2 separate regions of the Homo sapiens genome follow, and region 1 is linked to region 2. A link is a loop called in an ENCODE intact Hi-C map of the cell type or tissue named here. Cell type or tissue: dorsolateral prefrontal cortex. All regions are shown on one strand. Each heading gives the region's core, and the rest is flanking DNA. Links, peaks and the distances in the headings are about the cores only. Region 1 overlaps THRB (thyroid hormone receptor beta). Region 2 has its middle 55 kb from the start of NR1D2.

Region 1 (12,907 bases), core at 1,679-9,678, 190 kb after region 2:
AAGCCTAGACTTCGTAGAGACTGAAAATGGGTTTGGATAGCCTGAAGACTCCTATTTTCCTGGGAAAAAGATATCCTCAAGGGAAGTAAGGACACTGAAAGAGATGGTTTAAGGCAACTGATTTCCCAACTTATCCTGGAACTGGTCTTATGTTTTCATGATGATCATAGCTTGTTTTAGGGGGCTGGTAATGATTTAATATATTTTTCCTTGTCTTCCCCACAAGGGAAAATATGATTATCATATTGGAGGGCCACTTTAAAAATGGAGTGTAGATTCATCTATTTGATTTCTTTGTGGTCAGTTAATCTCTGACTACATTCTTTGTTGGAGAGAATTATTGATTTAGCCAAGGTTAAATAGCTGGTAAGCGTCAAAGCCAAGAACCAATGGTCATCTGTTCTAAACATTCTCCTATGTGTTTACTAAGTGCTGGGCAAAATCCCTAAGATACGATGCAGCAGGCCAGCTGTGTAAGGTGAGGCCTTTGGGGATATCTTGATAGCCTATGATCATTACGTCATTCACACATTTGTCTAGATTTGGCTGGAAACTCTTTGTAGTTTAAACCTACGCTCAGGGTCAGCCCTTGACAAACAGTGAGATAGGTGACATTTGTCTTTAGAGCCTTGACAATGAAGTGAGTGCTGCTCACAACCTGACAAGCTGCACAGTATTACTTGTTACTTGGCAGTCCTGCTCCTTATTATTATTCTTTTCCTTCTCTCTTATCCCTTGCTATCCTTACCCTGTTCATGGCCTCCTTCTAGTCCCATTCTTTCCATTGTCTTTATTGGACCCTGCCAAGAGTAAAAGGAATCTTATCCAATTCATCCATTTGGAGAAGCTAATGACTTGATAAGATATTCAGCCAGTAAGTTTGCGTTTTGAAAGACCACAGTGGGGCCAGGTGCGGTGGCTCGTGCCTGTAATCCCAGCACTTTGGGAGGCCAAGGTGGGCGGATCACGAGTTCAGGAGATCGAGACCATCCTGGCTAACACAGTGAAACCCCATCTCTACTAAAAATACAAAAAGTTAGCCGGGCGTGGTGGCGGGCGCCTGTAGTCCCAGATACTCGGGAGGCTGAGGCAGGAGAATGGCGTGAACCCGGGAGGTGGAGCTTGCAGTGAGCCGAGATTGCGCCACTGCACTCCAGCCTGGGCGACAGAGTGAGACTCCGTTTCAAAAACAAAACAAAACAAAAAAACAAACAAAAAAAAGAAAGACCACAATGGAAGGGCAATGATAGAATTATAAGCATTCAGGGCAACTTGTAGGAGATGTCCTGGGGAAGGGAAAGACTGAATTCCAGTGATCACCTACGATGTCTTTGTAAGGCTGACCCTCCCAATAATACCTTTCCAACTTCAGTGCTAGGTACATTAGCAATCCACTTGTATCTGATTTTGTCTGAAAACTACCTGATGGAAGAGTCAAGGGATTTGGCTATTACATCTGTTCTGCCTGCGTCCGTAATATTCCTGGCTTTAGAAACTTCAATCCTGCCAGCCACAATATAGTGATTATTCTGACGTGGGCATTCTGCATTCCTAATGTCCAATGTGGTTCTCATAGTCTTTCTGGCTCATTGTAAGAAAAATAACTCCCATCTATTGAGCACTCACTGTGTCCCATGAGATCATTTAAGAGCTTGTTTCTTTCCACAATTCTGTGAAAGAGGGTCCACATTTTACAGACGAGAAAACTGAGGCTCAAACAAAGTGACTTGCCCAAGTTTCAATGGCTGGTAAATGGCAGCACCAGAATATGACCTCGGACTGTATAAGTAGATACGTGCTGACCTCTACTGCTCCCATCACAGCAAGTCTGACCACCCTGCATCTTTACCTGACAGTAGAGCAGTATTTCCTCTGCAGTTTCAAATTCTTTCCTTTGGGTCTGGAATGTTCTTACCCTTTAAAGTCATAGGGGATTATAACTGTAGAGAGCTCTGACCCTGGGGCCAGATTGCCTGAGTTAGAATTCCAGTTCAGCTACTTCATTTTCCCCTTGATTTCTTATTTAAAGTTTTAAATTTTAAAAGAGTCTGAGAAAAAAAATACTTTGGTTGTTGCTATGGACTTTTTTTTCAACTGTTTATGCCTCTACTAGAGCTGTGCACATGATGTTTTGTTTGGCGTCCCTTCATTTATTTTTATATAGTTCAATGTATTTCAAGGTCAGAAAGGGTGGCAAAAACTGGAGGAGGTGGGCACAAGGCTAAGAGGTGTGTTTATATTCTAAGAACAGTTATCATTGTTTAGTCTCTCCTAAGTGTCAGGCACTATGTTGGGGGCTTTATACATATTATCTTTCATCTTTTTTCTTTTCTTCTTTTTCTTTTTTCTTTTCTTTTTTTTTTTTTTTTGAGACAGAGTCTCACTCTGTCGCCCAGGCTGGAGTGCAATGGCGCTATCTTGGCTCACTGCAACCTCTGCCTCCTGGGTTCCAAGCGCTTCTCCTGCCTCGGCCTCCTGAGTAGCTGGGATTACAGGCACACGCCACCATCCCCAGCTAATTTTTTTTTGTATTTTTTGTAGAGACAGGGTTTCATCATGTTGGCCAGGCTGGTCTTGAAACTCCTGACCTCAAGTGATCCACCTGCCTCGGCCTCCCAAAGTGTTGGGATTACAGGTGTGAGCGACGGCGCCTGGCCTTTCATCTTTTTTTTTTTTTTTTTTAAATTAAATCCTTCATTGAAATATCTTTCATCTTTACAACAAATCTGAAAGCTAGATATTATTCCTCTGTTTAAAACTAAATGGACTGAGGGTTACAGAGGTTAAAAAATTTTCCCTGAGCTGATGATTTAAAGAGCAAGAAATAAACTGAAGCCTAACTGTAAAGCATATGATAATAACATTAAACAAATTTATGCACATCATTATTCATTAATACATTCATTAATATTTATTAATACGTTCTTGTAAAGATTTTTGAATGTGGTTGCATATGGAGTTAATCCTTCTTATTCCGCCCTTTTCTAAGGTATCTACTGAAACAAGTTTGATGTATATCTGGGAACTTTTTTCTGTGCACATTTGTAAACACACAATTATATAGACTTTTAACGTTATAAATGGGATTACACTATTCTTAATGCATGCTTACTTTCAATAAGTATTCCTAAAATCACTTCTTTTAAAAAAGCCTGTTTTTAATTTTTCTGGTGAATGCTTTGGATGTACCACAATTTATTGGAACATTCCCCAGTGGACAGACATTTAGATCGCTTCCAGTTTATCAGTAACAAAAAACAAAGATGCAAAGAACATGTTTGAACAGACTTGTGCCCTGTGTAAGTATTTCCCTGGGACAGAGTATGATGAGAGGTATGGTTGGGTACGTCTGCATCCTTTGGCGTGACAGACACTGTTCAGTTGGCCTTGGAAAGCGTGGGGTGGTCCATCCTCTGCTCTGTGTGCATCTCAACGAAAACTGAAGTTAGATGAACCAGGGCCTTGAATTTCTGATATCTACCTCCCTTTGACATTGCTGTTTCCAGTTTTTTGTTTTTTCTTCCCTCCAATCTCGTGAGTAGCTTTTCTCCCCCTTGGCTTTCTATTTCTGTCTGCCCCAGTATACGTATGGGGTACTCGTCCCTGCCTTTGAAGTATCAAATCACACAGCTATCTGACATATGCCCACAGTGGGGAGAGAGCCATCGTTCTCATGTTGATTGCTAAGGTTCCCAGAGTGCCCTTGAGGTATAAGAATCACTGGCACTCTCAGTTGGGACTGCAGATCCTGATGTATGATGAGTGGGGCAGAGTAGAGAGCAGAGATGGATGGAGCAGATGGTAGTACTGGCGGAAGGGCACAAGCTTTTTAATCCTCCACCTTTTAAAATACTCATTCACCTGGAGATGCCCTTGTATTTTACTTAAGGACAAAGATAGCAATCATCTGCTGAAAATGTGAATGTCTAACATGAAGGATTATAATGCACACAATGACTTGCATTTATGTCTCCAACTTTTAAGACACTTTGTTATTTTGGTAAATGAGAATGGCACATCATTTGAAATTGTCATCACTGATTTGATTCATTTTTTTTGTCTTTATGAAGAGCATGAATTAATAGTTTTCCCCTTTGCTGACATAAGATATTGTTTAAAAAATTACTTTAACTTGTCTAAATCTTGAGGACTGGTTTAATAAAGTATGATACATCTATAAAGAAGAATAATCTATAGCCAATGAAAGTCAGGACTCAGAATATTTAATGACATGGGAAAATGTTCATGATATATTGCTAGGCATTAAAAGCTGGTTAAAATGGTATGCCTAGTATGATCCCAGGTTTATAAAAAATACACATGCACAGAGAAAAGACTGAAATGTAATAAGAATGTGCAGTGCTTACCCTTGGGGAATAGAACTTCAACTGATTTTAAAACATTATTTGCAATTTTAAAAATTTGTAGAAATTTTTTTTCTACCATGAACATATATAGGCTTTTATAATGAGAGGAAGTAACTTGTTCTTAAAATTATTTTAACTGATTCCCTCTTGCCTTCCTGGGTATCTGAGAATCAGTTTTAAAAATATTAAGCACAGAGACATTTCTGTGAGATCACTGATGGCTGCTCTCCTTTTTCTGAGTCCACCAGGGAGGTGGGTGAGTCCCTGCCTTGTTTCTCCCCTTGGGTTTCACTGTTTCAGGGAGGTCCCTGATTGACATAAAAGTGTAAAGGCCTGACTGCCTGGGTTCAGCAGGGCTGGTTAGGTCCAGCTCCAGGGATCCATGCATCCGTCTAGAGCCCATCCTTGTGGGACTGGGGAGACCCTGTGGTTCCCAGAGAGAAGTACAGTAGGGCATGAGAGGGTAGAGGGGTGAAGCCTTGTAAGACTTCAGGGGAGGATCAGGGCCCCAGTCAAACAGTGTGGGGTTCTCAGAAGGGCTCAAGTCCCAGGGTGATCTGTTATTAGGCAGTGACTAAGCAGACCTTCCAGCTGGCAATTGAGATAAGCTAGGCCCAAAGACAGGCCCAACCAAGAATGGAGGGACTCAAGTGGCTCCCCACGTGCAGTCAGGGAAGGGAAGAAAAATGCACATTTCCTAAGTGCCCACCAGGTGGCAGACCCTTTCCTGTGCAACGAGTTGAAGAGTATTTTCAAGCTCGTCATGATACCCAGGTATTAAGAATCTGCACTGGGCTGGCAAGAACATAGAAGGCTGGGCCCCTCTCTAGAGATTCACTAGTCTGGGTGGGGCCTGAGAATCTTATTTCTACCAAGCTCCAGGTTCTCCTAGTGCCACTGATTGGTACTACCACACTTTCAGTAGCACTGGATATATCGTCTCAGACTGGGAAGGGAGGAGGAGGACAAGGAGTAGGATGTGGTCCTTATGGCTGAGCAATTGGTTCAAATTGTGATTAAAGTGCCAAGGAAGTGTGGCATGGAAAGAGCGGGTGTGGGTGGGTGGGGTGAGTTGCAGAAGGGAATGGGTCACTTGCTCCTGGTTAAAATAGCCTCTGATACTCCAGCAGATTCAACAGAGATCTGTTGTGAGATCTGCAACAGAATGTAAGGGCTCTTCCATAGCTCTCATTCTAATTAAATGTGTTACCAATTAATTCACTTAGGATGCTTACAGCAGACAGAAGCATAGGTATATGCAGGTTAAAATAAAAGCAGTAAGGCCGGGTGCAGTGGCTCATGCCTGTAATCTCACCACTTTGGGAGGCTGAGGTGGGTGGATCACCTGAGCTCAGGAGTTTGAGACCTGCCTGGCCAACATGGCGAAATCCTGTCTCTACTAAAAATACAAAAATTAGCTGGGCATGTGGTGCATGCTTGTAATCCCAGCTACTCAGGAGGCTGAGGCAGGAGAATTGCTTGAACCTGGGAGGTAGAGGTTGCAGTGAGCCGAGATTGCGCCACTGCACTCCATCCTGGGCAACAGAGCAAGACTCCATTTCAAAAAAAAAAAAAAAAAAAAAAAGCAGTATTCAGAACAAAATGAAAAACAAAACCTTAGATAGCTACCCAAAACCCTAAAGAAACAATATTTAGAGTACTATCAACTATTTGAAGTGAAAGACTATTTTAAAAATCTGGTCCATTATGGAGCAATACATGGTTCTACTGCACAGGACTTTTACATAGTTCAAACCACATGTGACTGACCAGGCAAGTTTGACAATCCCCAACTAACTGTCTATATCCTGTTCAGTGAAATGAATTCACTGATCATGCATTTGGATGCCAGTGGCAATGTCAAACTGCTATAAAAGTTCCTAAAGCTTACTCTCAGTTTCTGTATTTGCATCAATAGAAATGGTAATAACCACTTTGCAGAAGAGTGCCAGTCCCCAAACCACGCTTAGAAGTGCACTGGTCTAGCCTGGCTAGATGACTGATCTGGCAGATGGGCTCACTGCACAGCTTCAAGGAAGTCAATTTGTTCTTTGGATCCTGTTGTGCAGAATTAACTTTTGTATCCTCAGGACTATTTTGTTCGTATCATTTCTACATGGGGTCCTTGGAATAGGGCTAGTTGGATGTCCTTTTGGCCCTGCTGCCATTTTCTTATGCTTGGACATCAAGGGCAATATCCTGTATACAGTAGGCACTCAATAAACACCGATGAGTGAATGCATAGATTACTAGCCCAAGACTGAGATGTCAAGCATTCTTGTGGGATACACAGCCATCTAGGAAATAAATGCCCAACATGGATGAACATCAAAATATAACTCTCTTCATAGTAACTATATAGAGCTGACAAGCAGAGCAGATGGAGAACCAACTCTATAAGGAAAGACTGTATAATCTTGTTGCTGTCCTGGACTCACTGCTGCCTCACTCAACACATGTGCCCATTTTGAATGAATGGTATTTATAAGTTTCTTGGACCAAGATGACACAGGTTTCCTGGTGGCATTTTTATGCTGAACCAAGGCATTGCCTCATGCCTATGTCAAGGTGGACCCTGGTGGTTACTCTGGAAAACATGGGAGAGTTATTTTAGCTGTTTTCCTGTTAATATTAGGATCTTGAGGAAGGACTTTAATAATTTAATTATATTTTCTCATTACATCTCTGACTTTCAGTGAAAAAGAGTTGAATGAATGCAAAATAAATTATCAACTCTAACGTCCCTGAAGCCTCATGTCCTACCCCACATCTATCTGAAATTCTCCTCTTGCTTCATTTCTTACCAGGCTCACAGCATAGTTCAAAGTATTTATATGACTTAATAATGCATACCTAATAATAAGGATCACAATAATAATGACAGTTGCTATTCAGAGAGCACTATAAGTCAGGTACTTTGCTAAATGCTTAAATACATCATCTTATTTAATTGTATTAACAATCTTATAAGTTTGCTCAAGGACAGAAAGTAGAAAGGCTAGGATTCTAGCTCAAATAGATCAGTCTCAAATATTTGTGGTCTTAACCACTCTACTAAGCATCTTGTATTCAAACAGAGACTGTTTCCTTTTGCTTTTAAGATGCATAGATTTATTTTAAATGATTGATAGAGACATAGATGGACTCTATGAATGAATAAATGAATGAATATTGGTATCAATTGTGAGTGAATCAAATTGGGTTTATGACATTATTAGATCACAAGGATGCTAGAGTTTTCTGTTGGCGTTTCACCGTAAACTGACATGGTTTTAGTGCCAGCCCATACAATGTTGAGATACAATCTGGCCACATACGCTAAGAGTAAATCTCAATTGTATTGCAAACAAATGTATTTTGCGCACGCACACACGTGCACACACACACACACATACGTCCTACATCCTGACTCCTTTGAAAAACTTTATTTTGCTTTTTTTTCTATATAGCCCTTTCAATTTCTCAGATCTCCTCAAATATATATATATATATATATATATATGAGAGAAAGAGAGTCCAAATACAAACCTTTCCAAAGGGACATGTATAGTTTTGACTGCACTCAAATCAGAGCTCAGAACACTATTTCACTATTACTTTTGAATAACTCTATTTCCAACTGAAACACTCAATTTCCCAGGTAAACTGGTAATTCCCAGGAGCTTTCAAAGCATTTTCAGAAAACCTAAAAGACCAGTTCTTTTATATGAAGGATAAATATAATCATGTGTATATGTTCAAAGTAGAGCAGCTGTGTAAGTCCTTCATGCCTTGTAAATGGGAGTCTTTGCAAACTTTATTATGTTTTGGTATATGATTGTGAGATTTTCAAAACACAATTTAAAACTTTACCATGAGTCACAATCCTCAAAGAAAAACTAAATAGACCCCCCCTTTTCTTTTAAAAAAGAAAAACCACTAAACTGAAAAAGAATGGGAAATTAAATGAACTTAGACATTTAAAGATGCAAATTGATCTCTTGGACATTGAAAGACACAAATTGATTTAAGAAGCAAAGATTTTGGGGAGCCCTAAGACAATAAAGCGATCAGCACAAAGACATCTGTCAGGGTGGAGGCGACCTGAGGTAAAGAACAGTTAAATCTAATGCAATCAGGAACTTAGGCCAGTTTAATGTTTTTTTTGCCTTATGAGCTGACAACCTCCTAACACCATAATCTCTCCTTTCAGGATGATGACACAAGGATTTAATGAGTAGAAGACAACAACTTAAAACCTCTCATTTGAGCATGAATTGTCTAGGTTAAAGGTAGGCATTGAGATCCCATTAGCTACTGGCACACTTGGGAAAAGAAATGTACACATGCACAGACACACTTTAAAGCAAGACTTCATAAAAATACAGCGATGCCTGTTTCTACTCAGACCCAAAAATGGAATTAAAGCCAAAACTTACAACCCCTCTACTAATTAGAGAAGTAAAAATGTCTTCACCCCAAGTGTCCCAGCACAACGTGAAACCGAAACAAGCTGCCTTTCTTTGGATTCCACTTATTTATTTATGTTTAAAAGAATATTTGAAGAAAAGGACGCCTAGTAAAAGAACAGTTGGAGAAAACATGGGACACCATACATTGGAAGAGAAATGTAGATGAAGTACACAGCTACAACAGGGATATTTTTTTTCTTGTTGAAACACATGATAATGGGCTAATAAAAATCTGGTTACCTTTACATTTCTTCTCCTCCGTTTGGAAGGTCTGGGCACTTGAGACACTCTGGTCGTTCACATCATCATGGTCCAGATGGAATATTGAGCTAGTCCAAGTGGTCTGGATGAGATGTGGCGACGACTGTTCATTTTTCAACGTGCTGCGCCTCTCTGAATGGCTCTTCCTATGTAGGCAGGCTTCAGACATTCCTACTAGCTTCCAGTCGTGTTCTCGGTCTGGACAGTGCTTCGGTTTGTCCCAGGCTGTAAGGCCATTTTCTAAAGGGTTGAAAAACACGAGATGACGAGCTGTTGGCATTGTCAAGATTTTGCTGAGATGCAGAGTTTTGGAAGGCAAGTTGTTTCTCAATTCTTTTGGGCTGACAGTATTCACATGCCACTTGACGGGAGTGATAAGATGCAGAATTTGTCAGCCTTGGGCATTTAGCCACTGCAGTTGGGTTGCCTGTCGGAGTAATCAACACATTCCCCCTTATTTTAAATGCCTAGAAAGACATTAGTTCCTGCATGGCAAGGCTGTACTTTCGCCAGTCCCACTTCCACAGCAATGGCCCAGGAGCAAGTTTACACACCAATTTACGTTACTGCTTAGATGACCATTTGAGGTCTTGAGGGTCAGGGCTGGCCGTGAACACTTTTCAGATCCTTAGGACATAAAACACCCAGGATTCAGCCTTGTTTGACTTGGGTTTTATCACAAGCTGACCTGAGGGACACCCTGTTACTTAAGTGGGACGTGCTCACGTGGCCACACCGAGAGTGGCAACTCTGTTTTTACCACCTTCTACCTCTGATGGCCTACAAAAAGAAAAAAAAAAAAAGAAGGGAATCTTACAAATAGAAGTTTTGTAAAGGGCTTCAGTAGAGTCCCAAGTTGGCAATAAGAACCGATGAAGGAAAGCAGATAGTGCTTTAGGTGTGGGACAAATTAAGAGCCCTAATGATAGAATGATGAACTTAAATTCTTTGGAGTACAGCTGGTTAATTATTTATGTATATTATATATATTTTTTCTATTCAATTTATAGGGACTTGAGGGTCTGGCCTACAGAAAATGGGAAAAAATGTAATAATATGATGAAAAATTTCTGACACTAACCTTCCCTGGTGGCAAATTTTACTTCCTTAAATATCTTTACTGCACATGGATATAGAGAGCAAAAATGAGCAAGCTAATATATATATATATACATATTTGTATGCATGTTGTACACATTAAAAAAACAATCCATCTGGTCATCCATATTTTCAGAAATTCTTAAGCTACTGTTTGTCAAAATTAGAAAAAATATAATATAAATATGTGAGTCCTCCTTTTCAGAGTTTATATGGTCTTTTTAAAGTGATCATAATTCACAAATTTATATGTGAATTTTTTTTAACAGTGAAATTACGAGAAGACCATGGATACCCATATCCCTGGGGCTTAGAGAGACATGTCTATCCTGACCTGTGCACAGCACACTGAATTTTAAGCTGACTTTCAAACATTTAAAGTGAATTTTAAATTATTTAACATGAGGGTTAAAAATGCTTTAGGTTTTCATAAGCACCCTCTCGAAAGCTACCAGATGTCTTCAGCTAATGTTGGTTAGGATGGTTTCTCTAAAAGTGTAAATTACTCAGTCACTTTTGAAAGTTGCATTTACCCTTCCGGGTTTTCATATTACTATGAGAAAATGCCAATGCCCATGCACATTGTATTTCTACTCCAGGAGAAAACCATGAACAATAGTAACAAAGTAACAATCAACACACGATTCCTTTGTCATAGTAAATGGAAATGCTGTGGCTTGAAATAGCTTACTTTGGCCAGTAAGCAATAAGTCTCCTTTTAAAAATTGTACACTGTGCTAGCTTTTGGGTGTAACATTTGATCTTATTCAGAGAAGAGCTCTGAAAATTCACTGTATGCAAAGGGCTGTGCTAAGCATTGTATTAGGCACATTATATAAACATAGATTCTTCCTTTTCAGAGTTTATATGGCATTATTCATTGCATGGTAAATCAAAAAGGTGTGGACTTCTACCACTTTCGACTGTGCTAGCTACTGGTGCAATTACAGGCACTTATTCTCAGTAGCCATTAAAAGGCAACAACAGATTGAGATCTTGAAAGATCGTATTGCATTTCGAGCTAAACATATCCATGTGTAACTCATTCAAGTACCTTTATCCATAAGGGCTTGAGGTTTTTCATGAGCTAAATATAAAGTTACTGGGGGCAGGGGTTAATTCTGGGCCTAATGAGATTGATTTTATTTCTACAGACATGAAAATTCTTCTCAGCACACATGTTTTTATGGTGTCTGCTTTATTTTCAGATACTCTAAATCCTCAGCAAATTGCATCTCGCAAAGCTTAATTTAAATAAGGTTAAAGTTCTCAAACTATTTTGAAAAGCCTTTAAGATGTGATTTTTCTGCAGAAAATTCCTAAAATTTGGTATTAATTCCCTTGACCCCACAGAAATTAAGAAAAACAGCCAAACTGGGTAGTCATTACTCCCTAGGGAAACAATGCTTGGCTGAGAGATGCTAACAGGGGCTCCACTCCAAGAGGACATTGCCCCTTAAAGTGCAGCCTATTAAAGCTTGCTTACCATGTCCCTTGGGCCAGCAAGAAGGGGTTTTTTTCTAAGCAAGGAAGGCTACACTTGGGGTGAGGTAAGGGATAGGATTGCTTTCATTTTCCAAAGAAAAGCAGCTGAGATGGTTTGGGAAAAGGGCTTCATTCATGGGAGGCAATTACAAGCTCATAATTACTGTCTGTAATTACATTCGTAATAATGATATTCAGTTGCTTAACTGGCAGGTTTATTGGTTGGGGCACTGCTGGGAAACCTGGAGACTGAGAAGTCCCGGTTGGGTCATGAGAAAACTCAACAGGAATTTATTTAAGGAGGATTCTTGATTCTGATCCTCGCAAGAACAGAGGGGCAACATGCAATTCCTATGCCATTCCCAAGGAAGGATGAGACTCCCATGACACTGGGGTCCTTGAATTCTACCTACTGGATATACTGTTGTTGGTGAGAACTGCAAGTTACCTCCACATACCTGTGGTTGGCAATAATGGTCTTCAGTAATTTCCTATGTCTAATGCCCATATCCTTTTGTTCCTTCAAAGCTCACACAAATGGGATATTTCTTTTTAGGGAGATTAACATCCCAAAAGGTTAAGTCAGTGATTCTCAAAGTTTGATGTGTATCAGTATCACCTGAGGCACTATTAAACAACACTGAAGACCAGGCTTTTTGAAATTTGGATAGGGTGTGGGCATGCATAGATCTATCAAGTTCTCCAGGTGATTCTGATACCCAACAGAGTTTGAGATCCACAGGGTTAAGATAAATTTAAGGTAAGAAAATAAATTAGTGACAGATTTTGAATAAGCGTGTAGTTTCTTCAGACTCCAATATTTTACACAACCTCAGAGTAAATTTTCATTATCATTCAAAAAGTCATCCATTGTTTTGAGGTCTACTGAGTGACGCCTTAAAAGTCAGGTGTTAATTAGATATTATCTTGTAGATTGCAGGTATGGATGTAAATAAGTATTTACTCAGATTGCAGGTATGGATGTAAATAAGTATTTACTCAAAAAGCCTGTTGTCACTTGGAAAACAGTGTGGAGATTCCTTAAAGAACTAAAAGTGGGTCTACCGTTTGATCCACCAATCCTACTACTAGGTATCTACCCAGAGGAAAAGAAGTCATTATATGAAAAAGACATTTGCACACACATGTTTATAACAGCACAAATTGCAATTGCAAAAATATGGAACCAGCCCAAATGCCCATCAATCAACTCATGGATAAAGAAAATGTGATATATATGTATAC
Region 2 (12,907 bases), core at 1,938-9,937:
AGTCCCAGACACATATAATGGATGTTTAGTTTGAGTGCTCCCAAAGCCAATTCAGAGACAAGCAGTTGGCTGCTGGGAAGTGATGCCAGGAAGCAGAAATGAGGGAGGGAGAAATCCAGAGGGGGAGAGGAGAGCCTGTGCTGGGCCTAATGAGCTGGGTGCCACTAAGGGCATCTGAGCTCAGTCATGTCGGGGACTGCTTGAATGTGCCTCAGAATTGTCCCATTAAGGGACAAGGGAGTCGGGGTATTTGTCCACTGACTCTGTCTCTTATTGGCTAAAGCTTACCTCTGTATGCTGAGCCAGTTCCCACTTACCAGAGAAACCCTCAGGCTGAGAAACAGAGAGACCTGGTGTTCTGTGTGGCTGAACTGGAGCCTGGAATCAGCCCAAAAGTGGCAGCAGGGGAATTCCTGCAGGCAACTGCCCCAAACTATCCTGAGATGGGGCTGGATGGGATTCCAAAGAAAGAAACACTAAATGCCAGGGTGATCAGTGCAAACACTTATTAGGGGAACTTATGTATGGAGGGGGCTGCAGCGTGTCCGCTTGACAGACAGTGAAACAAGATCTGTCTAGGTATGTCCATAACATGCAGATCCAGGTATGGAGTTTATATGTGGGTCTAAGGAATTCTGTTTAGGGATGGGGGCTACTTTCTACATGTTTAGCAACATGTTTGTTCTTTTCGTGGTTCAGGCAACAACCTAAATTAGTTTATCAGTGTCTGGGAATATTTAAGGCCTGGCTTCGGTTCAAGCCTGCAGGAAAAAATATGCAGCTGGCTGGTCACACAGCAGTTAAGGCACTTTGTATTTCTTGGCCAGGACAAAGGAAAAACTGGAAGGAACAGGGGATGCTACACTTGGGGACCTGAGGTAGGAAGCTGTCAGCAGTCACAGGAACTGTCCACCGTAGTTGCCATTGAACTCAGACATGGACCAGGGTGATATAGGACAGGGCAGCAATAGCGTCTGCCTTTGTGGTTAACTTCCAATGACATAACGCACTTAAGTGATAGTATTTATAGTGATAGTGATGGTTTTAAAGTCTTATCTGTAAATTCTTGACACACTTCCCCTTAAGAGGAGTTTCTTCCCTTGAATCTAGGCAGGTGTGTGACCGCTTTGGCCAATAGAATATGACAGAAGTGATCTATGTGACTTCAAGGTCAAGTCATAAAAAGTTTTGCAACTTTTTTGGTTGCTGGGACACTTGCATTTAGAGCTTTGATCTGCTATGTCAGAAGTCAACTACCTTGAGACGGCCATGCTGGCGCAGTCATAAGTAGGCTCCCTGGTCAGCCCCAGTGGAGCTCCCAGTCAATGGCTAGCATCCACTGCTAGCTGTGTGGAGGAACTATCTTGGATGTCGGAACCTTCAATTATCTGCAGCCTCAGCTAACATCTGACTGCAACCTCTTGAGTGACCCCAAGTGAGAACTGCCCAATCCAGCTCTGTCTGAATTCCTGACCCACGGAATTTGTGAGCAAAGTAAAGTGATTGTTGTTTTACAGTTCTACATTTGAAATATGTTGTTATGCAGTTACAGTAACTGGAACACTTAATATACAATTTCCAGGATTCTGGTGGTAATAGTATCTTTCCTCCCTAATCTAGGAAATGCTGGTAAGAGTGGCATTTTTGTAGGGATAACTTCTAATCTGCTTTAATTCATATTTGAAAAATAAGTGATTGAAAAGCCTTTATACTTGCATGTTAGCAACATCTGATGTGATACTTTTCACAAATGATGGACAATGCAATCTATCCACACCTATCCTTTTAAATTTATTTTTACTTAATGCTAATGCACAAAATCTTTTTTTTTTAAAATCTTTAAATGTAAGCACTTCCCTTTTTGCACAGCCAGTTCTCTGAGACACTGTCAGTCTTCAAAACTGTTCCTTTCTAGTGTCACTAGCTCATTTGCCCAAGCATGGAGCTTCAGCTACCAGCACCGTGATGGACGTGCAGGAGAAACACTCACATAACATCTTTTGGGATCAGGGTAGCCTGTCACTTTCCAGAGGAAGCCCAAGAAGCTCAGGAGGTAAAGGCACTCTCCTGAGCTTGCATTAACAAGCTTTTCCAGTTGTACCATTAACAATTCTCCACCCGCCCCTTGGGGATGCTGCAATAATAGGAGACACTATTTTGCAAAGGGCTTTGGGAAGAGTCTGGTAGCACCTTGTATTCATACTGTGCCCTTTATTTCTTTACTGTGGAATTCTCCACTGTCATCCCATTCCACTCAGTTGCTGAGAGACTTGCAAGATAGTATTGATTGTTTCTTCATAAAGACACCATTTCGTTCTATTTATCCAGAGCAGTTAGAGTCAAGGACAAAAGAGAGAGGGGAAGAACTTGTTTCACTAATCTTTCCATCATATGAATATTAAAACTTTTAAGAACCTGATATTCCAGGTGAGGAGTCAAAAGTATGGCTTGCAAATTTTGGGACTCTTTCAGGGGCTGGGAAAGAAAATTCCCTAAAATTTTAGCTTCAGAATCATTTAGGCCTTGAAATAACTCCTACAAAAGAGAATGTCAGTGTCATACATTGTAATGCACTGAACTGAATGGAGTGTAAATACATTCAATAGCACAAGGATTCCATTTTCCTTGATCATACGCTTGGGTTTAGAAATGAAGGAAAAAAGCCTTAAGAAAATATGTTTCGGGTTTTAAAACTGTATAATAGTAGTTAAAAAGAATTTCAAAACCCCAAACCATTCCAGACACCAGATGAGCTCAAACTCCTGCCATATTTAATCATTTCTACTACAAACTCCTAAGGCTGATTTATTATCTGCATCTTGCATAAGTTGATAATAAATCCTTTCTTATGCCAATGAGAATAAATATTTTGAGATGAAAAATGGTCAGTCTGATGATTTTCCCTGGATCTGAGTGAATCATAGAGACTGTACGGCTGGCTTCAGAAACTGACTGTTAAAATGATCCTAAAAAAGATTTAACTTGGAAGTGATCAATCCAGAGGCTGCATATAGATAAATCTTCACAGATTCTCAAGTGGCTAGACTTCAACATTCTATGGGATCCACAAAATACAACTTCACATCTTCTGTTGACAGAACACTGTAAACATTCTGGGCAATTCTGGGACATGAATTTGATCCTTTTAAAAATTTTTTGAGACTACTTTTGGCTAACTTAACCCATTAAAGTAAGAGTGTAAATTGGTGTGTGTGTGGCGTGTGTCTATGTGTGTATTTATGTATTCCTGCCTCACCTCAAAACATCAGTTAGCTTGTTCCTTTATCTTACATTTCCTGTGAACTGGAAGTTAGATCTGAGTCTTGATTAGATTCAAGTTAACCGTTTAAGGCTATAATATATAATAGGTGATGTTTCTGGTTTATATGGCATTATAGCTATTTATTTAGCTAACGATTCTGAAGGTTGTTCTTTAATTTGGGCTGGGATAAGCTGGGAAGAGCTTCTGGTCCAGGTTGAGTTTGGATGGTCTTGGATGCACTTGCTCATGTGTCTCTAGTCAGCTGATAGTTTGGCTGGGTTGACTGACCATGGGTTCGGCTGAGATGGCCAGTCTTTCTCCATGTGATCACTCACTCTTTCCCATGCTAGCTCATTCTCATGGCAGCTCAGGGTTCCATGCATGAGAACAGACGCATGCAAGGTTTTTTGAGGTATAGGCCCAAGAAAATCTCAAGGCCAGTCCAGATTCAAGAAGGGGAGAAAAACACTTTACTCCTTGATGGAAGGAGTTACAGTGTCACATTACTAGGGTGTAGGTACAAGGAGGGAAAGAATTGGCGGCCATTTCTTTCATCTACTACACCTGGGTTTGTAATTTTTGTCAGTGCATGATTTCTCACCTTGTGTAAGGACCACTGACAGGAAAATGTCTCAAGCTACTGTTGAAAATGTAAGTTTCCGGGCTGGATGCGCTGGCTCAGGCCTGTAATCCCAGAACTTTAGGAGGCCGAGGTGGGCAGATAACCTGAGGTTAGGAGTTCGAGACCAGCCTGGACAACATGGTGAAACCCTTCTCTACTAAAAATACAAGAAAATTACCCAAGCATGGTGGCGGGCACCTGTAGTCCCAGCTACTTGGGAGGCTGAGGAAGGAGAATGTTGTGAACCCAGGATGTGGAGCTTGCAATGAGCCGAGATCGCGTCACTGCACTCCAGCCTGTGCAACAGAGTGAGACTGTGTCTCAAAAAAACAAACAAACAAAAAAACCAACCAAACAAACAAAAACAAAAAACAAAAACAAAAAAAAAATAAAATGTAAGCTTCTGAAAAACCAGGTGCAAAGAATGTGTCAGAGTAACAGAGAAGCCCTGGAAATGAGGGTTTTGCGTTCAGCTGGGACGTCAAGTTACAGCTGATGAGCTTTTTCCAAAAATTGTCGGGCAGGTTTTAAGGATTAGAGAAAATGTTTGTTGAATAGCTAGAACAGTTCTTAGCACATAATGGGCGCTAGAGATGATGACTATTAAATATTTAGAATTATTTAATCAGTATTCTTCAAATGTATTTTGAATACCTACAGTGAAATATATCTTTTTTGTTGTTGTTGTTTTGTTTTGTTTTAAAGACTGAGTCTCTCTCTGTAGCCCAGGCTGGGGTTCTATGGTGCAATCTTGGCTCACTGCAACCTCTGCCTCCCAGGTTCAAGCGATTCTCCTGCTTCAGCCTCCTGAGTAGCTGGGATTACAGGCGCCTGCAAGAACGCCCGGCTAATTTTTGTATTTTTAGTAGAGATGGGATTTCACCATATTGGCCAGGCTGGTTTCAAACTCCTGACCTCAAGTGATCTGCCCGCCTTGGCCTCCCAAAGTACTGAGATTACAGGTGTCAGCCACCACACTCGGCCAATATATAGGTTTTTTAAAAAAACGTGTATGTTTTTTTCCCCCTCAAGGAGCCCTACGGTTTTTTAGGGAGAAAGAGAAGTAGACAACTGAAATACAGTTTGATAAATGTTTTCACATGATATTAATAAACTGCTATCTACAAGTTTTTATTGAGCACCTATTCTATGGAGGACATTTTGCTGAGTTTTTAGTAGATGGTGCTAAAGTATGCAGGTTTTTTTTTTTTTTTTTGAGATGGAGTCTCGCTCTGTCACCCAGGCTGGAGTGCAGTGGCCTGATCTCCACTCACTGCAAAATCTGCCTCCCGGGTTCACGCCATTCTCCTGCCTCAGCCTCCCGAGTAGCTGGGACTACAGGCGCCCGCCACCACGCCCGGCTAATATTTTTGTATTTTTAGTAGAGACGGGGTTTCACCGTGTTAGCCAGGATGGTCTCGATCTCCTGACCTCATGATCCGCCCGCCTCGGCCTCCCAAAGTGCTGGGATTATAGGCGTGAGCCACCGCGCCCAGCCTAAAATAAGCAGTTTTAAAAATACTTTGGGTTCTTATAAATAATGTACAATGACTTCAGCAGCATTGTTGGGGAAGGAACAATATCCAGAATGTTACACCAGTCAGTCATTTCTGAAGAATCTGTTGATGATAAAATGGCCCATTATTTTTTCTGCTGCTAAACCAAAGGCACTATGACCTGCTAATTCTCATTTACTCAGCAGGCGGCGCTCCAGCACCAGGGATTGCATTGAAAGTGACAATTTAGTGAAACAAGGAGGTTTTTGGTTAATGTTTGTTTTTCAGGCTAAAAAGGAAAGCCGTTAGGAAAAATAAACAGTTTATCAGGCATTGCGACAAAGACACTTGAGGGGAAAGACAAGCTGTCACTTCAAGGACAGGAAGAAAAATCCCTGCATCTGTAGAATCATCAGATGCATGACTGTCTTGTTAAAAAAATGATGAAATGAGGAAGGAAGGAAAAGCATCTGAGATAAAAGAGAAGATTAAAAAAATGGAAAACAATTGAAATCATCTGCAAGCAAGGATGGAGGAGTACCGCCCTGGGAGAGGGATGTGGAGGAGTGTTGCAGCAATTGGAAAAAATGAAAACAACTGGAATATAATTGGGACTCATTCTAAGTATTCAGATGTACCATTTTCTTTAGATGCCAAATCTGCATAATTGGTTTCAGCTGCCCAACCCACACCCAGTTCTTGTTTTGTAACTTTCAATAGTTTGAGGTCTTCAGCACGTAAACGTTTGCACCTAATGACAAGTGCCTGGTTTCTAAATCAAAATTGCCTTATAGTTTCCAAAAATTTCAGGTCAGGAATACAGGACAGCTGAATTAGTAATTAAACTTTAGTTAAAGGGATTGGAATAGAAACAGCTAAATTAAAAGAAAAAAGTATTTATTGTGAAAATGGTTGGATTTTTGAAGGGTCACTTGTGCTAACCTGCTATTGGGATTAGGGATAATGCTTCCAATTTAGGCTTCACTCTCTCTACTTGGCCATTAAAATAGTTTTCTCAAGAAGAACTTCTCTACATTTATCTTTCTGTATCACATAAATAGCTTAGCTAGTCTTTTTTCTGTAACGTTTTTAATGTAACACCATTTTACTTGGTTTACTCTTTCCTGGAGAGAGATTTAATCAGAATAAGTTAATCTGAAGGCACTCTATAAAACAAAAGAGAATGAGCAATTGTTAGATTGATTGTTTAGACCTAGCCACAGTCTATGTAATATATGAATTAAATTGATGCAATGAAAGAACTATCATACAAGTGGTTCGGAAACATTGGTGTGTATCAATGGTGCCAAACTTTCTTAAAACATAGATTGCTGGGTCCCACTCTCAGAATTTCTGGTTTAGTGGGTCTGGGGTGAGGTAATAAAATGTACATTTTTAACAAATTCTGGGTGATGCTAATGCTCTTGGTCCAGGGATCTGATTTTGAGAACCACTGACATACTTTTGCAGAAAAAGTTTTCTATTTGATTTGGTTATGGTTATGGCTTTGGTTTTCATCCTCCTGCAGTTATATATGGTCAGAATCAGATATTTAATGAATGGAGGAGGAGGAAGAGGAGGACCAAGTGGGCAGATATTTGTTGAACACCTGGTATATACTTGCTTCTATGGCTCTTTACATTCTTAATCTTCTCACTTAATCTTCCCCATGACTGTACAAAGTATGATTTGTTCTCCCACTCAACAGATGTAGAAACTGAGTCTTGAAGAGGTTGGGAACTTTTGAAAGGCAAACAGCTAGCTAATGGCTAAGCTGAAAATTAAACCCAAGTATGTTGACTGCAAAGGTGGCACTACACAAGAGGACTTCAAAATGTTCACCACAGTTTGATTCATTGAATTTCACAGATTTCAGTTCAAATTGACTTTACTTGACTGACACAAGCAAGTTCCTTAATTTGTTGTCCAGTTTCCATTTCTAAAGAGATATGTACCTGTCTTTCAGAACTGGTCTAAGGATTAAGTAATGAATTTGAGGGTGCTTGGGTATAGTTGCTGGTGCATAGTGAGTGCTCGTTAAAGCTCAGCTCCCTTTCCTTTCTTTAGAAATGCAAGTATTTAATTCAAGTTCATCTTAGAAATAAATGAGAAAACTATGATTAGGACAGAAACACTCAAATTCTGGCTTGTCCCAGGGACTTTGAACCACCTTAGTGGGAGGAAGGCAGCCATTCTGTTTGTCAGTTAACGGGACCTACATTAGTCTTCCAAGTTTCTCCAGAAGAGCCTACTTCTACCTTTGTCCCATGTCACCCAGCCCATCTGATGGTAGTGGGTGCCTGTCCTGTGCAACCTGTTCTCACCAGTGCAACCAAAAGAAACTGGACATACTCCAGAAGGCTTGTGTATTTCAATACTCTCTTGGCTTGGAATTCTATTGCCTTCCCACACACCTTCACTTGGTAATTCCATTATCTCTGTTATTTCTGATTCTGTTTCTATTGACTAACTTTTCTCCTGGTTTGAATCAGATTTTCCTACTTCTTTGCATGTCTAGTAATTTTTAAATTAGATGTCGACATTATGAATGATATTTCGTTGAGGGTTTGGATTTTGTTGTCTAAGTAGTGTTGAAGTTTGTTTCGGTGGGCAGTAAACTTACTTGCAGATCAGCTTGATTTTTCTCTAGGCTTGATTTTCAGCTTGTTAGGTCTGGTCCAGAGTAGCTTTTACTCTACCACTAAGGCGTGACACTCTGGGGTCACTCTGAATGCCCTTGTATTCAGTGAGTCCTCTCTACTTTGGCCGAGAGGAGATCAAAACATCTCTCAACCCTAAATGGGCTCTGAGAATGTTCATCTCAGAGCTACCTGAAAGTTGTCAAGTTGTCTTTTTTTTTTTTTTTTTTTTTTTTGGCTTCATGGAGCTTTGCCCTAACTGTGTATGGCTTAGTATTCAGTCAAACACTTGAGGAGAACCTTGCGCAGATTTCTGTAAAGTTTTCTCTGTATAGCTCCCTCCTCTCTGGTACGCTGGCCAATAAATTCCAGCTACCTTAGCCTCCCTGTGTTAGTCAGGGCTCACCAGAGAAACCAAACCAATAGGATATACAGAGATATATAAAAGTATATTTATTATGGGAATTGGGTCACACAGTTTTGGAGGCCAAGAAGTCCCGTGATATGCTGCCTGAAAGCTGGAGAACCAGGAAAGCCAGCAGCATAGTTCAGTCTGAATCCAAAGGCCTGAGAATCAGAGAAGGCAACTGGGTAACTCCCAGCCCAAGTCTGGGAGTGAGGCGGGCATTGGTATCAGTCCCAGAGTCTGAAGGCTCAAGAACCGGGAGCTCTAACGTCCAAGGGCAGGAGAAGGAGAATGTTCCAGTGAGAGAGAGAGGAGAGACACACACACACACACACACACAGAGAGGAGAGAGAGAGAGAAAGACACACACACACACACACACACACACAGAGAGAGAGAGAGAGAGAGAGAATTGCCGTTCTTTCTTTCATCTTTTTGTTCTATCAGGGTTCTCAATGGATTGGATGATGCCCACCTCAGTGGCTCTTCTTTACTCAGTCTACTGATTCTAATGCTTGTCTCTTCTGGAATCATCCTCACAGGAACAGCCAGCAATGTTTTTACCAGATCCCTGGGTATCCCTTAATTCAGTAAAGTTGACACATAAACACTTAACCATCAAACTCCCCAAATGCCTATCTTTGTCTACTCAACTCAGTGAGTCTTCCAGGTTCTATCTGGGTTCCTTTCCCTCTGCCAAGGTCCATGAATGGCCTCCAAGCAGAAACCTAGGGCAATTGTAGAGAGGGTTCCCCTTGTTTGTCTCTCTTCTCTCAGGTATCACAGTCCCGCTCTGCCTGGGGCCAACTATGTCATATATTTTGCCCAGTTTTCTAGATGTTTATAGTGGGAGGGTATGTCCTGTACCAGTTACTACTCCATGAGTGAATGTAGCAATCTGTATACCTTCATTTGGTTAATTCCTACTTGCCTGACTTTTAAGGTGCAATTCAGCCACCATCTCCCTTGGGACACTTTCTGGGTTTCCACCAGTTTGACTTAAGGGCTCCTTCATCTGCTGAGTTATGCTTCCTCCTTTTCCCCCTGACTCCACAGAACCGTAAGCTTCTTGAGGATATAGATTGTAGTTTCTCAGCATCTTCAGCCTCTAGTGTGGCACTTAGAGCATAGTAGGTGCTCAGTAAATGCTCATTGACTAAATGGATAAAGTACATGGAATTGTGCCAGATTCTAATTTTTTGACTTTAAGATCTATCAAGGGTGCTCCTCATTCATCCTCTACTTACAAGTCCTCTTTCCTGGTCTCTCAAACATAAGAAAAAGTTACTGCATACCCTCCCCACAACCCTACCCATGGCTTGTACAGGAAATATGGAGGAAGTCTGCTTGCTCTAAGTCATGTTTAAAAAAACTCTTTTTTTAGATTCAGGGGCTACATGTGCAGGTACTTGTTACCTGGCTATATTGTGTGATGCTGAGGTTTGGGATATGAATTATCCTATCACCCAAGTACTGAACATAGTACCCAATAGTTAGTTTTTGAACCCTTGCCTGCCTCCCTCCCCACTCTAGCAGCCTCTAGTTTCTATTGTTGCCATCTTTATGTCTATGAGTACCCAGTGTTTAGCTCCCACTTATAAGTGAGAACATGCGGTATTGGTTTTCTGTTCCTGGGTTAGTTCATTTAGGATTATGGCCTCCAGCTACATCCATGTTGCTGCAAAGGACATGATATCATTCCTTTTTTATGACTGCATACTATTCCGTGATGCATTTGTACCACATTTTCTCTAAGTTATTTTTATCATGCGGCAGACATGACTAACTATCCATCAAAATATGTGACCCCCTGCCATAGATAGGATTGTCCCTGGGATAGGGTTGCCAGATTTAGCAAACAAACTTGAAAAACAAGATACCCAGTGAAATTTGAACTTCAAATACAATATGGGGGACATTCTTATATTAAAACACCATTCACTTTTTTTTTTTGACGGAGTTTTGCTCTTGTTGCCTAGGCTGGAGTGCAATGGTGCGACCTCAGCTCACTGCAACCTCCACCTCTCGGGTTCAAGCAATTCTCCCGTCTCAGCCTCCCAAGTAGGTGGGATTACAGGCGTGTGCCACCACGCCTGGCTAATTTTGTATTTTTAGTAGAGATAGGGTTTCTCCATGTTGGTCGGGCTGGTCTCGAACTCCTGAACTCAGGTGATCTGCCCACCTTGGCCTCCCAAAGTGCTGGGATTACAGACGTGAGCCACCACGCCCAGCCAAAACATCATTCACTTTTGACTGAAACTGAAATTTAACTAGGCGTCCTGTATTTTGTCTGGCAATGCTACACTTGGGAGCAGTTGCTCAGCTAGGGACTCTAATTCTCAGCTTCTTTGCATGTGAGTAGTTCTTACCAATGGCATATAGTGAGAAATGATGTGTAATGTGTGCCACTTCCTGGCTGAGGTGGTTAAGATGTGTGTTCTCCACTTTCTTTTTCCACTTCTGCCTGTATGCAGAAGACCTGTGAGGCCCTAGGGGAGGAACAGGTCACAAGGAGAAAGCCTGAGTCTCCACACTGCAAACGGACAAGAGCTGCTTTGGACTGTTCTGTGGGTGAAAAATCAATACAGTTAAATCTGCAAAACTGTGGGGTTTATTTGTTATGGCAGTTAGTAGTACTCTATTTTATGTTCCATTAAAAATTGATACATGAATATTTTCTCCAAGGTTCTATATTGCCTACTTTACAGCTATAGTTGAATATCTCAAAGGTGTCTCAAATGGCATGTCCAAGCCTGAATTTGTGATTTCACCAGCTTCAGGTTAATCCTGTGCTCTTTATCTCAGTGGATTGCATAACCATCCATCTAGTCTTGACACCTCCTTTGCTCTTACCCTTAGTATCCAATCCACTAATAACTTCTATACATATTACCTTCTAAATACATTTTTTCTTTTTCTAAATACATTTTATTTTTATTTTTTGAGATTGAGTCTCACTCTGTTGCCCAGGCTGGAGTGTAGTGGCACAATCTCAGCTCACCACAACCTCTGCCTCCTGAGTTCAAATGATACTCCTGCCTCAACCTCCCGAGTAGCTGGGATTACAGGGGTCCGCCATCATGCCCAGCTAATTTTTGTATTTTTAGTAGAGATGGGGTTTCACCATGTTGGCCAGGCTGGTCTTGAACTTCTGACCTCAAGTGATCCGCCTGCCTCAGCCTCCGAAAGTGCTGGGGTTACAGGCATAAGCCACCATGGCTGGCCTGTAAATACATTTTAAATTGGCCCATCGCCTTCTATTTTCTTTGCCACCACCTGTATCTTTTGTGTGGCCTATGGCTATTGTCCACATTCTCTTACCCTCTTATTCAGTACGGCCTCTCAGCCAATCCAGTTTTCTCTCTTGCAGCCAGAGTTGACCTTTTCAAAACCAAGATCTCTTCTGGTCACTCCCCTGGCAAAGACTCTCAGTAGATTCCGATAGCTCTTAGGATAGGGATTGGAACCTTTAATGTGGCTTTCAAGGCTCTGCATGATCTGGCCCCTGCCTGCCTTTGCTGGTTCATTTTGCAACATGCTCCCTCTTTTCTTTTTTTCCTTTTTTTTTTGAGATGGATTCCAGCTCTTGTTGTTTAGGCTGGAGTGCAGTGGCATGATCTCGGCTCACTGCAACCTCTGCCTCCTGGGTTCAAGCAGTTCTCCTGCCTCAGCCTCCTCGCCAGTAGCTGGGACTACAGGTACATGCTGCCACACCCAGCTAATTTTTTTGTGTGTTTTTAGTAGAGATGGGGTTTCACCACATTGCCCAGGCTGGTTTTGAACTCCAGAGCTCAGGCAATCCGCCCGCCTCGGGCTCCCAATGTGCTAGGATTACAGGCGTGAGCCACCGCACCTGGCCGCTCCCTCTTTTCTAAGTGCCAGCCATACTAACCTCCTCCGCTTCCTTGAATGCTGCCTGCATCCTTCCTTTCTCCCTGAGCTTTTGTACAAGCTGTGTCCTTTGCAAGGTATGTTTCCCTCCGACTCTTAGCCAGGCAAATCCTTATTTTTTTCAGTTTTTAGAACTCAACCCAGTCTGTTTCAGGGAAGGCTTTACTGACTTCACTAAGCCAGTTTCCACTCTTCTGAATTCTCTCTTTTTTTAAAAAAACAATTTTACTTACTTTTTAATCTGGCTTAATAAAGGCAAATTCTGAGTTCTCATAGCAGCAAGGGGCATTCTTTTGTAGCCCTTGCCACAGGACAGAAAATGTCTCTTTCAGTGCTTATCACTAGATCTTCAATAAGCATTTGTGTGAGGTAGGGCTTTAGCTTAAATGTTTTCTAAATGAATATCCTACTCCTATTGTCCTCATCTATCGAACAAGTCTTCCTTTCTCTACTGATTTTAAATACCATTTTACCTAAATGTATTCTGATTCACAATGAGTCTCTTTTCAAGTTTCCTACTCTCTTTCATTTCTGTCGTCTATTATTGCACCAATGGTAGACTTAAAAAATCTTTTAATAGCCAGTGGATCA

Evidence for each region. A loop is a pair of places that touch in the nucleus more often than their neighbours do. Peaks named below come from ENCODE experiments on the same cell type or tissue, not always from the same donor. Only the 100,000 strongest peaks of a DNase experiment are listed, where the experiment ranks them.
Region 1: it touches region 2 in a loop (3-fold over the local background); 9 of 110 quality-filtered maps call a loop at or near these places.

What each region holds. Positions count from the first base shown.
Region 1 is chr3:24,181,016-24,193,922 of GRCh38, forward strand. It overlaps THRB (thyroid hormone receptor beta), which reads right to left. Exons shown (of 11, transcript NM_001354712.2): 5 at 9,059-9,319. It overlaps THRB-AS2 (THRB antisense RNA 2), which reads left to right. Exons shown (of 4, transcript NR_121667.1): 4 at 8,560-8,941. Among named protein-coding and RNA genes, the nearest start is that of THRB-AS2, 36 kb to the left of the region's middle. In dorsolateral prefrontal cortex, for the core only: a CTCF peak has its summit at 5,096 (motif pointing right); a DNase peak (open chromatin) is centred at 5,086; H3K4me3 peaks cover 382 bases.
Region 2 is chr3:23,993,538-24,006,444 of GRCh38, forward strand. No RefSeq gene overlaps it. Among named protein-coding and RNA genes, the nearest start is that of NR1D2, 55 kb to the left of the region's middle. In dorsolateral prefrontal cortex, for the core only: CTCF peaks have their summits at 5,604 and 5,810; a DNase peak (open chromatin) is centred at 5,594; H3K4me3 peaks cover 393 bases; H3K27ac peaks cover 1,214 bases.